Regions from separate parts of the Homo sapiens genome. Here region 2 is linked to region 1. A link is an interaction called in ENCODE POLR2A ChIA-PET data of the cell type or tissue named here. Cell type or tissue: OCI-LY7. All regions are shown on one strand. Links, peaks and the distances in the headings refer to the core of each region. The heading gives the core; the rest is flanking DNA. Region 1 has its middle 63 kb from the start of ERVE-5. Region 2 has its middle 130 kb from the start of ERVE-5.

Region 1 (5,376 bases), core at 164-5,163:
TGATTTCAACATTTACCATAAAACATATAGTAAATAAGACAATGTGATACTGGCATAAGAATAGACAAATAGATAACAGAAAAGAGGAGGGAATCCAGAAGGAGTTCTACACATGTTTGATTCATTCGGTTTTCAACAAGCTGCCAAGGTAATTCAATAGGCAGGGAGTTGATGGCAGCCCTCCTTGGAGACCACCGACCACAGCTCTTCTGCAGTGAGCAGAGTGGGAGACACCCTGGTCTTGGAGGCCAGTGCACAAGCCCCTGGGGCTGCTTCCACTTGAGAAGAGGAGACCAGTTCTAGGCCTTAGGGAGAAAAGCTCTCTCTGCCTTGCCTACTTCTCTGCCTTGCTTTTCTCTGAAACAGTATGTCTCCATCTTTGAGTGGTTACTGGGCCTGAGTCCATAAAGAGGGAAAAGACAGGCTCAGGCTACATTTGGTAATAGAAGCCCTCCCAGCAGTCCTGCCTCGATCACCAGAGGATGACTTTCGGGTTGGGGCCTAATGCTACTACAGAACTCACATTTGGTGTATCTTCCAAGCTCCCAAGAACCCAAAGCTTCCAAGAACACAAAGCAGGGGCTGTGCTGGAGCAGGGTTCTAGCATTAGGAGGTCCTAGGTCTCAGCTAGATGCTACTAGGACCTCAACATATCTGGGCTTCTGAAAATGGATGTGTTTGCAGGGACCGTTTCTGTTCTGCAAGGTGGTTTGATGGGGTGAGATGGAATATGGCTGCACTGCGTTGGCAGGGGAAAGCAAAGGGAAGCCTGGCTTTCCTCCTCCTGACCCAGAGCAAAGGCTAGGGGCTGGGCCACCTCAAACACTGTGTGCATAGCAGCCTCCCTGGATCTCAGCTAGGGGTATTCTGCACCCCCCAGGGGACTCTGGCAATGTGCACAGATCGTTCTAATTGTTACAACCGGGAGAATGCTACTGCATCTAGTGGATAGGGGCCAGGGACACTGCTTAACATCCTCTAGTACACAGCATGGTTCCTCACAACAAAGAATTGTTCAGTTCAAAATGCCAGTAGTGCTGAGGTGGAAATGTGCCCTGAATAACCTTCAATTTCCCCTTTTGGAAAATGTGATACATGTATGCGACAGAATACTAGTCAGACATAAAAAAGAATGAAATAATATCTTTTGCAGCTACTTGGATGGAAATGGGGGTTATTATCCTGAGTAACTCAGGAATACAAAACCAAACCAAATCCTGCATGTCCTCACTTATAAGCGGGAGCTAAGCTATGGGTACACAAAGGCAGATGGGTATGATGGACATGGGAGACTCAGAAGGGGGAGGGTGGGAGAGGTCAGAGATAAAAACTACCTATGGGGTATGCTACATTATTTGGGTGACAGTGCACTAAAAGAACACACTTTACTGCTATACAATTTATCCATGTAACCATAAAACACCTGTACCCCTAAAAGCTATTGAAATAAAATTTAAAAAAGAAAAATGTTTTAAAAATTCCCCTTTTGCCCTTACATAGCTACAGGGAAGCTACTTAGAAGCGGAGGAAAGGACCCTACATTAGAAGTGTGTTTACACGTTTAGCTAAATGACCAGGAAGGCTCATGAAGGCAGCCTGATTACTACTTCATCTCAATGCAAGGCTCTTTTGCTTGTTTCCATTTTACTATTCCCTCGGTCTTTGAACGTTGTTTCTGCTCTCCCATGACAGGCAGCACACGATTGCAGTAGGTTTTCATCTTTGTTTATTACCATTTCCCCTACACCCTCACCGATTTCCCTCCCCTATTAAAAGATCTGGTTCTCTATGAGAAGCACAAGCCAGGCTAGGGCTGCATTAATAATTGATTTTCTACTTCTCTCTCAGCAAGCTATGGTGTTTGACTTTGAGGAGTGGCTTTTTATAAAGCCACAGTGTCCTTCCAGCACAATTTTGAGTTGCAATGATCTTTGGTAGGTGATTTCTTTTTTCTCTTATTGTTTAGCTATTAGCAGAGTAATAATGATCATAACATTTTCATCCTTTCAGATCTCGTACAGGGGATGACACCTGTGAAAGGGCCTTGAGCTTCTCTGATGACATCTTTGTAATTTTTTTGAGCTCCACCACAGCAGCTCCAGCTGCTCATTAACCCGCCACTGGTAATGAGGTTTCACTGATGCCTCTGGGGAGTCTGATTTGTCAGGGGGCAGCAAACTGTGGCCTGGACGACATGAGCTACGCCCCGTCCTTCCCCTGATGTGACAATGCTGACATTTTCATGGCTGAGATGGCTTGCGGCTCTCTCCCCAAGCCTGCACTGGATTCTTGTCACTCACCTGCATCATTCCAAACCATGCCCCATGCCCAGCACTGATTAAACACATTAGGCTACATTCATTCCTGAGAATACCATACAGACATTAGATATGACAAAGCATATCTACACTAGTAAGGCAGTAAAATAACCAAGGTCTATGAAGTGCAACAGAAAATTGCCTAACAACATGCACAGATGATCTCACTGAACCATATTACCTACCATTCATATATTACCACAGGCACAGAGAGCACCTGGAGAAACACAGTAGCAACTGCTCACAGTGACTACCCCGGGGTTGGGAAGGAAGGGGGGAAAGTTACAAGGAACTTTCCTCTTCTGGGTTTTGTGGGGTTTTTTTGTTTTTTGCTTTTTTTTTTTTTTTTTGAGATGGAGGTTTTCTTTGAGATGGTGCAACCTCGGCTCACTGCAACCTCTGCTTCCTGGGTTCAAGTGATTCTTCTCCCTCAGCCTCCCAAGTAGCTGGGATTACAGGCGCCCACCACCATGCCCAGCTAATTTTCTGTATTTTTAGTACAGACGGCGTTTTACCATGTTGGCCAGGCTGGTCTTGAACTCCTGACCTCAGTTGATCCACCCGCGTGAGCCTCCCAAAGTGCTGGGATGACAGGCGGGAACCACTGCACCCGGCCTTCTACTGGGTTTTGTAATGAGCATGTTTGTGGTGGAAATGTGTCAACTGCCTGTCCAGAGACAGTTGTGGTGGCTCACGCCTGTAATCCCAGTAACTTGGGAGGGTGAGGTGAGAGATCGTTTGAGCTCAGGAGTTTGAGACCAGCCTGAGCAATGTAGTAAGACACTGTCTCTACAGCTAAAAGAATAAATGAGTACATAAATAAAGAAATAAGCTGAATTCTGAGGAGGCTTTTACTCTCCATAAGACCACCTGAAGTCAACCCTAGCCCTCAAGCTGTTCAGCTACAGCAGCCAATACTTTCTGTTCCCTGAATCCACTTTGGCTGGGATTTCTTTCATTGGTGGTCACTGGTTTCACTAGGATTCCTTATATCCTGTTTCTTTGTTCCAGGCTCAGAACAAGGAGCACCTCCTCCTGGAAGCTTTTCCCCAAGGATCACTCCTAACGACTATGCCTATGCCCCTCAATTTGGCCCCACAAGATGAGCGGCTTCATGTTAGCCTCAGTTTCATTCACACAGATATGGTTTGTCTGGAAGAAACCAAATCTTTAAGGATAAGAGGTAATAATTAGCATAACAGAGAACATCTATTAGAAGCTTCCTAAGGGTCAAGCAATGAACTAAATGTTTTACATGGATAATTTTATTTCATTTTTATAACATCCTTAGGAGGTAGATATCATTAGTTTCCTTGTCTGTAAATAAGATAGTAAGTCCGAGAGATGGTAAATGGCACAATTACCTTTTTTATCGTGCTGCTCAGCAATGACCATTCCTTTCAGAAGGACCACCATGCCCCTCCTCTGTAAGCTGTTGCTGGAACTGACTGCCCCACAAGTTTAGAGGCAGAGCTTACAACCCTAGCCTGGCCAATCAATGACCCCCTTCCCCCAGTGACATATGATTGGCTCAGGTGGACATAGAATTGAAGTCAGTCCATTCAGAGTGGATCTCAGAACATTGCTAGAAAGGCTAGATTTGTGCCCAGAAGTAAATGCTGCAAAAAAAAAAAAAAATGCTAATGGCCATTTTGCATTTTGCATGACAAATGTCAGGAATTGGACAGTTCTTTAAGAAGCAAAGTCATCAAATGGAGAGAGATTCCATTCTGTCATACCATTTGAGCCATGGATCAAGCTATATCTTAAACCACATCTAGCCCTAAACTGTTCAGTTGCCTGAGACCCTCTGATAGGCACCAGCCCCCTTGGAGGCCTTTCTTTTATTTGACCTTTTGTGGATGGAAGCTGGGATGGGGGTGGGCAGGAGCCCAGTGACTATGTAAGCACAGGACTGGCTATAGAAATGGAATGAAATAGCCCTAAAGGATTCTTTATGAAGATTATGGAAGAGAAGTATATAAAAGAATTAGGAAGCAGAACAACAAAACCGTAAACAAAGATAGAAATACAGCTGGGCGCGGTGGCTCACACCTGTAATCCCAACACTTTGGGAGGCCGAGGCGGGCGGATCATGAGGTCAGGAGATCGAGACAAGCCTGGCCAACATGGTGAAACCCCGTCTCTACTAAAATACAAAAATAAAATAAAATAAAATCAAAATAAGCCAGGCGTGGTGGCGCCACCTGTAGTCTCAGCTACTCAGGAGGCTGAGGCAGGGGAATCACTTGAACCCGGGAGGTGGAGGCTGCAGTGAGCTGAGATCGTGCCACTGCACTCCAGCCTGGCAACAGAGCGAGATCAGTCTAAAAAAAAAAAAGATAGAAAAACAATCCTCCCCATGGACCTTAAACACAGGCCACATGCTCATGCTTCACACACATGACTGTGTGCACACACATATCACACAGTTCTCACTCTATCCCTCCTCCCTCCCTTCTCCCCTCTCTTTGTTTGAAAGTACCCAAAGGCCTTCTAACCATTTCCTTCATTTCACACGCAGATGATTTTATAATCTCATCTAAAAACTGTTGATATGAAACATAACAACAGAAATACAAACAGTGAATCTTGATGAGGTGAAAACAAGGTGAGAACAATAAAATAGCCAAACTGGAGAAGACTTTGATTCCAGCACAAACCCTTGATGCAGAAGATCTTACAGCCTTCAGTTAAATAACCTGTGTGGTTCTGAGGACACAGAGTACCATGAGGACGTGGACAATGATCTAGCCAGTCTGTGAAGGGCTCAGCTGTCACCCACCCAGAGACGCCATTAAGAGACCTGCTTTCAGGCGGCTGCAGGGAGCTCTGGACTGGGCTCCAGCCTGTGCCCCAACAGGCTTTAGCCACGCAAACTTAAACACACCTTAGAGCGTGTCTACAAAGGAAACCTGAGGTGACTGTTCATATAATTCTCTCCTGGAAGATGAACACGCTCCAAGCACACTGACCTGAATCACCCCCAGGCCCCTTTCACCTCATTAGGCCTTGAAGGAAACTGCAATCCTCAGCTGCTCCCACCTCACAGAAGCCT
Region 2 (5,376 bases), core at 174-5,173, 65 kb before region 1:
AAAATCCAAGACTCAAGGGCTGCAGGAGCCATCTCTGCCCATCCCCCACGTTCATCTTTTGGCATCTGTCCCCCTCCTCCCATGGGGCTTACTTCTATTTTTATTATTTCTGGCTCTTACCTCAGGGCCCTTGCACTTGCTGTTCCACTTGCCAGGAATTCTCTTCCCTGCTTGTCTTAAAACTGATTCTTCTCATCCTTCAGTGTCCATAAGAAGTGTGGCTTCCTTAGGGAGTGTTTCTCCTTCCACCCTTGATGAGCTGGTTGCCCCCCTCCCTCACTCACTACTGAGTCCCCAGGGTGGGGAACGCATCTGTACTGACCATTACTGCACCCCATTGCATAGTCCTAATGCACAGTAGAAACTTGATAAATGTTTCCTTCCTTCATTCAACAAATATTTACTGAGCACTGACGGTGTGCCAGGCATGACAACAAGTGTTTAAAATACATCAGTGCTCAAAACAGCCAAGATCCTCTACTCTCAAAAAGTGTAAATATTTTTTTCAAATCAATGACCGAGCCCGCTGACCAGAACCCCAGACACTGAGTAGCTAAGCAGAAAGCAGCTGCAAGGGCAATGCAGGTGAAGGGAAGAACAAGCCGATGGCCCAGAAGGCAGGATGAGAATCCGAGATCCACTCTCCATGATCTGCCATGAGTTCCACCAGAGGCCTGGCCATGCCTTGGTTTCCCCCAGCCCACAGCCTGCAAATAGCTCCTCGAAACCCTTGGGGTGTTATGGCCCCTGCTCATCCTCCTGAGGGCACAGGCAGCGAACTGAGAACCCCTGTGAATAGCACTCTGGAAAAGTCAAGTGCCCTCCACCTGCTGAATCACACTTGACTTTTGCTAAAATCAAGACAATTACAAGATTGTTCCTGATCCTATTTAGTACGGCTGGATGGCCCTTGAGCCAAATTAGAGGGAGGATGGGCCTGGAATGAGAGAGGATGAGATAGGTTCCATGAAGCTCCCATAAGAATTTCACTCTTGAGGCGATGCCACAGCCCTGGCAGGCTGCACAGAATAAAAGTCCACCTTGGTTAGATGCTTCACCTGTTTCTAAAGGAAACTGTACTCCATCATTGTTCAGGAACTTAAAGCATTCATTTAAAAAGTAATAGCAAACACTCAGTAAAAGCACACTTTGACCACCCACTCTTCAGACCAGGGCCCCACCCGTTTCAGAAATAACCATTCTTACCAAATTAGTGCATGCCTCTTCCAGAATTTTCTATGCATTTACATACACATGTATTGTTTAATTTTTTTCTTGGTTTTGTTTTATATAAATGAGTTATATTGTCATTTCGGTTCAAAAGCTTTTCTTCCTCTACATTACATTCTATCTTGAAAGTCTTATTAGTACATATATATGCTTTTTTTTAATTTTTAGAAATGGGATCTCGCTTTGTCACCCAAGCTGGAGTGCAGTGGTGTGATCATAGCTCACTGCAGCTTTGAACTGCTGGGCTCAAGCGATTCTTCCACCTCAGCCTCCTGAGTAGCTGGGACTACAGGCGAGCACCAACACACCTGGCTAACTTTTTAAAATTATTTTTTGTAGAGACAGGGTCTCAGCTCGCTATGTTGCTCAGGCTGGTCTCGAACTCCTGGCCTCAAGCAATCCTCCCACCTCGGCCTCTCAAAGCACTAGATTATAGGTGTGAGCCACACTGCTCAGCCTGTCTATTCTTGTCAGCTTGTATGTAGTACTCCACAGTAACTTTGTCATTATTTATTCAGCATTAAATCATTATCTATTCCACTGTTAATAAACATTTAGCTTGTTTTCAGTTTTTCCAGATTCCACATAATGCTGTGATGGAGAGCCCTGTTCACACCTTCTCCCTAAGGTACTGCTGAGTGTCTTCCTAGAGCAGATATCTACAAGTGAAATCACTAGTTCACGGAGCACACACAGTTATTTTAACGTATGCTACCAAGCTCCCCCATCGTGGCTGGATTCCCCCTCCCACAGCCGGGCATGAGCATGTTTATCCCTCCCCTTAATGTTTATAGGGTCCTCTTTTTTTCTCCAACCTAATTGATGTTTTTCCCTAAATCCCATCAGGCCTAGTATGACCATCAAATGCAGGGTGCCATTGGACAGCCCTGAGTAAGAACTGATTGCCAAGTAAAGGAAATCCTTAGACTGAATAGAAGAATTATCCTTCAATATTCCAAGTTTTTTCTCCAGGATCCATGACATGCTCATGGTCCATCCAGAAAAGACATCCAATGTAGAAGACAGAGAGCTGGAGTAAGAGGAAGAAACAGAAGCAAAAACACTGGGAGAGCACACTGGCTTTGGGCCTTAGAACAGCGTGTGGCCTTGAGCATGGCTCTCCAACACTATGCATCCTTGTGTCCCATGTCTGAAACCGTCCCTACCTCATACACTTACCATAAGACTTGAAGAAAATTAAAAATGCCAAAAATACCATACTGAGCTGCTGTCGAGGTTGTCGACTGCCTTAAACAAGAGTTCTTAAGCACAGTGCAAACCCCTTTTTAGGGATGACTATTTCCACCAAAAATGATTGAGGAAATCCTTCCCCATCTCATCAACACAGGATGGAACTCAAAGTCATGCCTAGGCAAAGGATATTTGGTCACAGAGCAGAGCTGAGCTGCAGCCTCCCACGAGCATTAATGATTAAGTGACCAGCTAGTTGCTTTTTACACACTCCCCTGGAGGGCAGTGGGGCATCTCTGGACATGGCACTGATGGAAACCAAGCCCCAGGTGAATGTAGAGGAGTGGATCTCAGTGTTGGCGGCGCACTGGGATCACTGCGGGGAGCTTCATAAAAAAAGGATGCCCAGAGATCCAGATTTAATTGGTCTTAGAGGTGACGTGGAGGTGAGATTTTGAAAAGCTCCCCCAGTGATTGTGAAATGCAGCGAGGTTAAGAACCACTGCCTTAGGGCAGTTACAGATATCAATTCTGACCATGCCCTTCAACTAAGAAGAAGAGCCGGGATCTGTATATTTCCTTTTTTTTGCAATTTCTTACTGTAAAAATTTTTTTAAAAGGAGAAAAAGTAGTGTCCTAACACAAGAGTCTCAGAATTGAGAACGTGTGAGACAAAGATAGCGTGAGACCAAGAGGAACAGTGGCAATACTTGAACGAAACAGCAGAAGACAATGGTGAACCATGCCAGGCTAACTGCCTCCATTACACCCTTAGTAAAAAGGAAGGGGATGTTGTAGTTTGCTAGGCATAATTATATGTGACAATTTTGAAGTAGGGTTTAATATTTGACTTTAATAATTCTCAGTGAATTCCTTGTGTGTCATCAGAGATTAGAGTTCAAGGAGGCTGAGGCTACTGGAATTTGCAGGGCAGAGAAGCAGAAAGGAGAAACATACACCAAGAAAGGATTCCTCAAGTCTGTTGCTGAACAGTAAATTTCACTTTTGCGGAAAAAAAAAAAAAAAAAAAAAAACTCCATAAAACTAGGCATAGAGTGACCAGAGAACTATAAGTTTGACCATTCCTAGAGCTCACTCAGGGCTACAGAACCTTCAGGCTCCAACCAGGTGGGGTGGAGAGTCTTTGTTAATATCCAAGGCATTCAGTTAAGAGCCCAGAAGGATTCTGCAGTAGTGGCAGAAATAAGCTTGCCTGGGGAAAAGGCTGCTGTAAACGCAAGCCAGGGTAGCTTCACCAGTCCCAGAGGAATCCAAGTAATCCCCAGGGAGCTCAAGCTCAGGCACTTGATTGCCTGGACTAAGTCAAACACCCTTTGAAGCAAGACAACTAAATCCAGCAATCAACAATGTAGATTCACCACATCCAGGGTTTCATGCAGAAATTACTATACATAGGTAGTAGATATGTAAAATGACAAACATCATAAAATGTGAATTGCAGAATCAAGGTGGTAGGTATATGTCTTAAATTTTTTTTTATAATAAAATGTAGGACTGGGTGCTGTGGCTCACACCTGTAATTCCAGCACTTTGGGAGGCCGAGGTGGGCAGATCATGAGGTCAGGAGATTGAGACAATGCTGGCTAACATAGTGAAACCCCATCTCTACTAAAAATACAAAAAATGAGCTGGGTGTGGTGGCAGGCGCCTGTAATGCCAGCTACTCATGAAGCTGAGGCAGGAGAATCAATTGAACTGGGGAGGCGGAGGTTGCAGTGAGCCAAGATCGTACCACTGCACTCCAGCCTAGGTGACAGAGTGAGACTCCATCTCAAAAAATAAAAAGTAAAAAAGTAGGAAAAACTACTACATAGGCATATAAAAGAGAAATATAACTAAAATAACTACAATAAAAGTTATTCAATAAAAACAGACTCAGCAATGACAGAGCCAATAGAGACAAGCACATAAATCAGCTACTATCTGTGCACATGTCCAGAAGCCATGTTAAGCAGAACTTGTTTTAAGTTGTTTATAATTTAAATTTGTGGATACATATTTTACTTTTTTTTTTTTTTTTTGAGATGGAGTTTTGCTCTTGTTGCCCAGGCTGGAGTGCAGTGATGCAATCTCAGCTCACTGCTGCCTCTGCCTCCCAGGCTCAAGTGATTCTCCTGCCTCAGCCTCCTGAGTAGCTGGGATTATAGGTGTGCGCCACCATGCCTGGCTAATTTTTGTATTTTTAGTAGAGACCGGGTTTCACCATGTTGGGCAGGCTTGTCTCGAACTCCCGACCTCAGATGATCTGCCAGTCTCAGCCTCCCAGAGTGCTGGGATTTCAGATAAGCCACCACACTCGGCCCATATTTTACTTTTCTTAGGGACAGGGTCACCCAGGTGGGAATGCAGTGGCACAATCATGGCTCACTGCAGCCTCAACCTCCTGCTCAAGCCATCCTCTTGCCTCAGCCTCCCAAGTAGCTGGGACTACAGGCGCAGGCCACCCTACCCAGCTAATTTTTAAAAAAAATCTTTCAGAGATGGGATCTCACTGTGTTGCCCAGGTTGGTCTTGAACTCCTGGGGTCAAGTGATCCTTTTGCCTTGGCTTCTCAAAGTTTTGGGATTATAGGCATGAGCCACCATGCCTGGCCAAGAAGAACTTTTTAAATACTTTTTTCTAAAAGAAAAAAAATGATTACAAAGCAAACAGAAATACTCTAACATTACCAATTGCAGGGGAGAGAGTCAAAGTACAAAAATGATTCACAAAGCAGAAGAAAATGAAAGTGATAAGCACATGAGGAAAATAATCAACCACACTAACATAAAACATTGTAAGTAGGATAATATCAGATTAGTCAAGATTTTAAAATTCTGTGTTCAGTGCTGGTGACCATGTAAGAAGACACTGATCCACAGCTAGTTGAAGGTCCATTCTGGGTTCCTGTTTCCTGGAAAGCAATGCTTAGTGGGACGGGTAACTTCCTCATGT

Evidence for each region. ChIA-PET counts read pairs that join two places held together with the same protein. Peaks named below come from ENCODE experiments on the same cell type or tissue, not always from the same donor. Only the 100,000 strongest peaks of a DNase experiment are listed, where the experiment ranks them.
Region 2: POLR2A ChIA-PET joins it to region 1 with 5 read pairs; 3 of 35 experiments call an interaction of 5 or more read pairs at or near these places.

The regions. Positions count from the first base shown.
Region 1 is chr19:28,540,943-28,546,318 of GRCh38, forward strand. It overlaps the pseudogene LOC100420587. Among named protein-coding and RNA genes, the nearest start is that of ERVE-5, 63 kb to the right of the region's middle. RefSeq lists a silencer at 4,455-4,661. In OCI-LY7, for the core only: a CTCF peak has its summit at 4,633; DNase peaks (open chromatin) are centred at 2,139 and 2,529; H3K4me3 peaks cover 800 bases; H3K27ac peaks cover 1,990 bases.
Region 2 is chr19:28,475,958-28,481,333 of GRCh38, forward strand. It overlaps the pseudogene LOC100420587. Among named protein-coding and RNA genes, the nearest start is that of ERVE-5, 130 kb to the right of the region's middle. In OCI-LY7, for the core only: no CTCF peak of the experiment used is centred there; no DNase peak of the experiment used is centred there.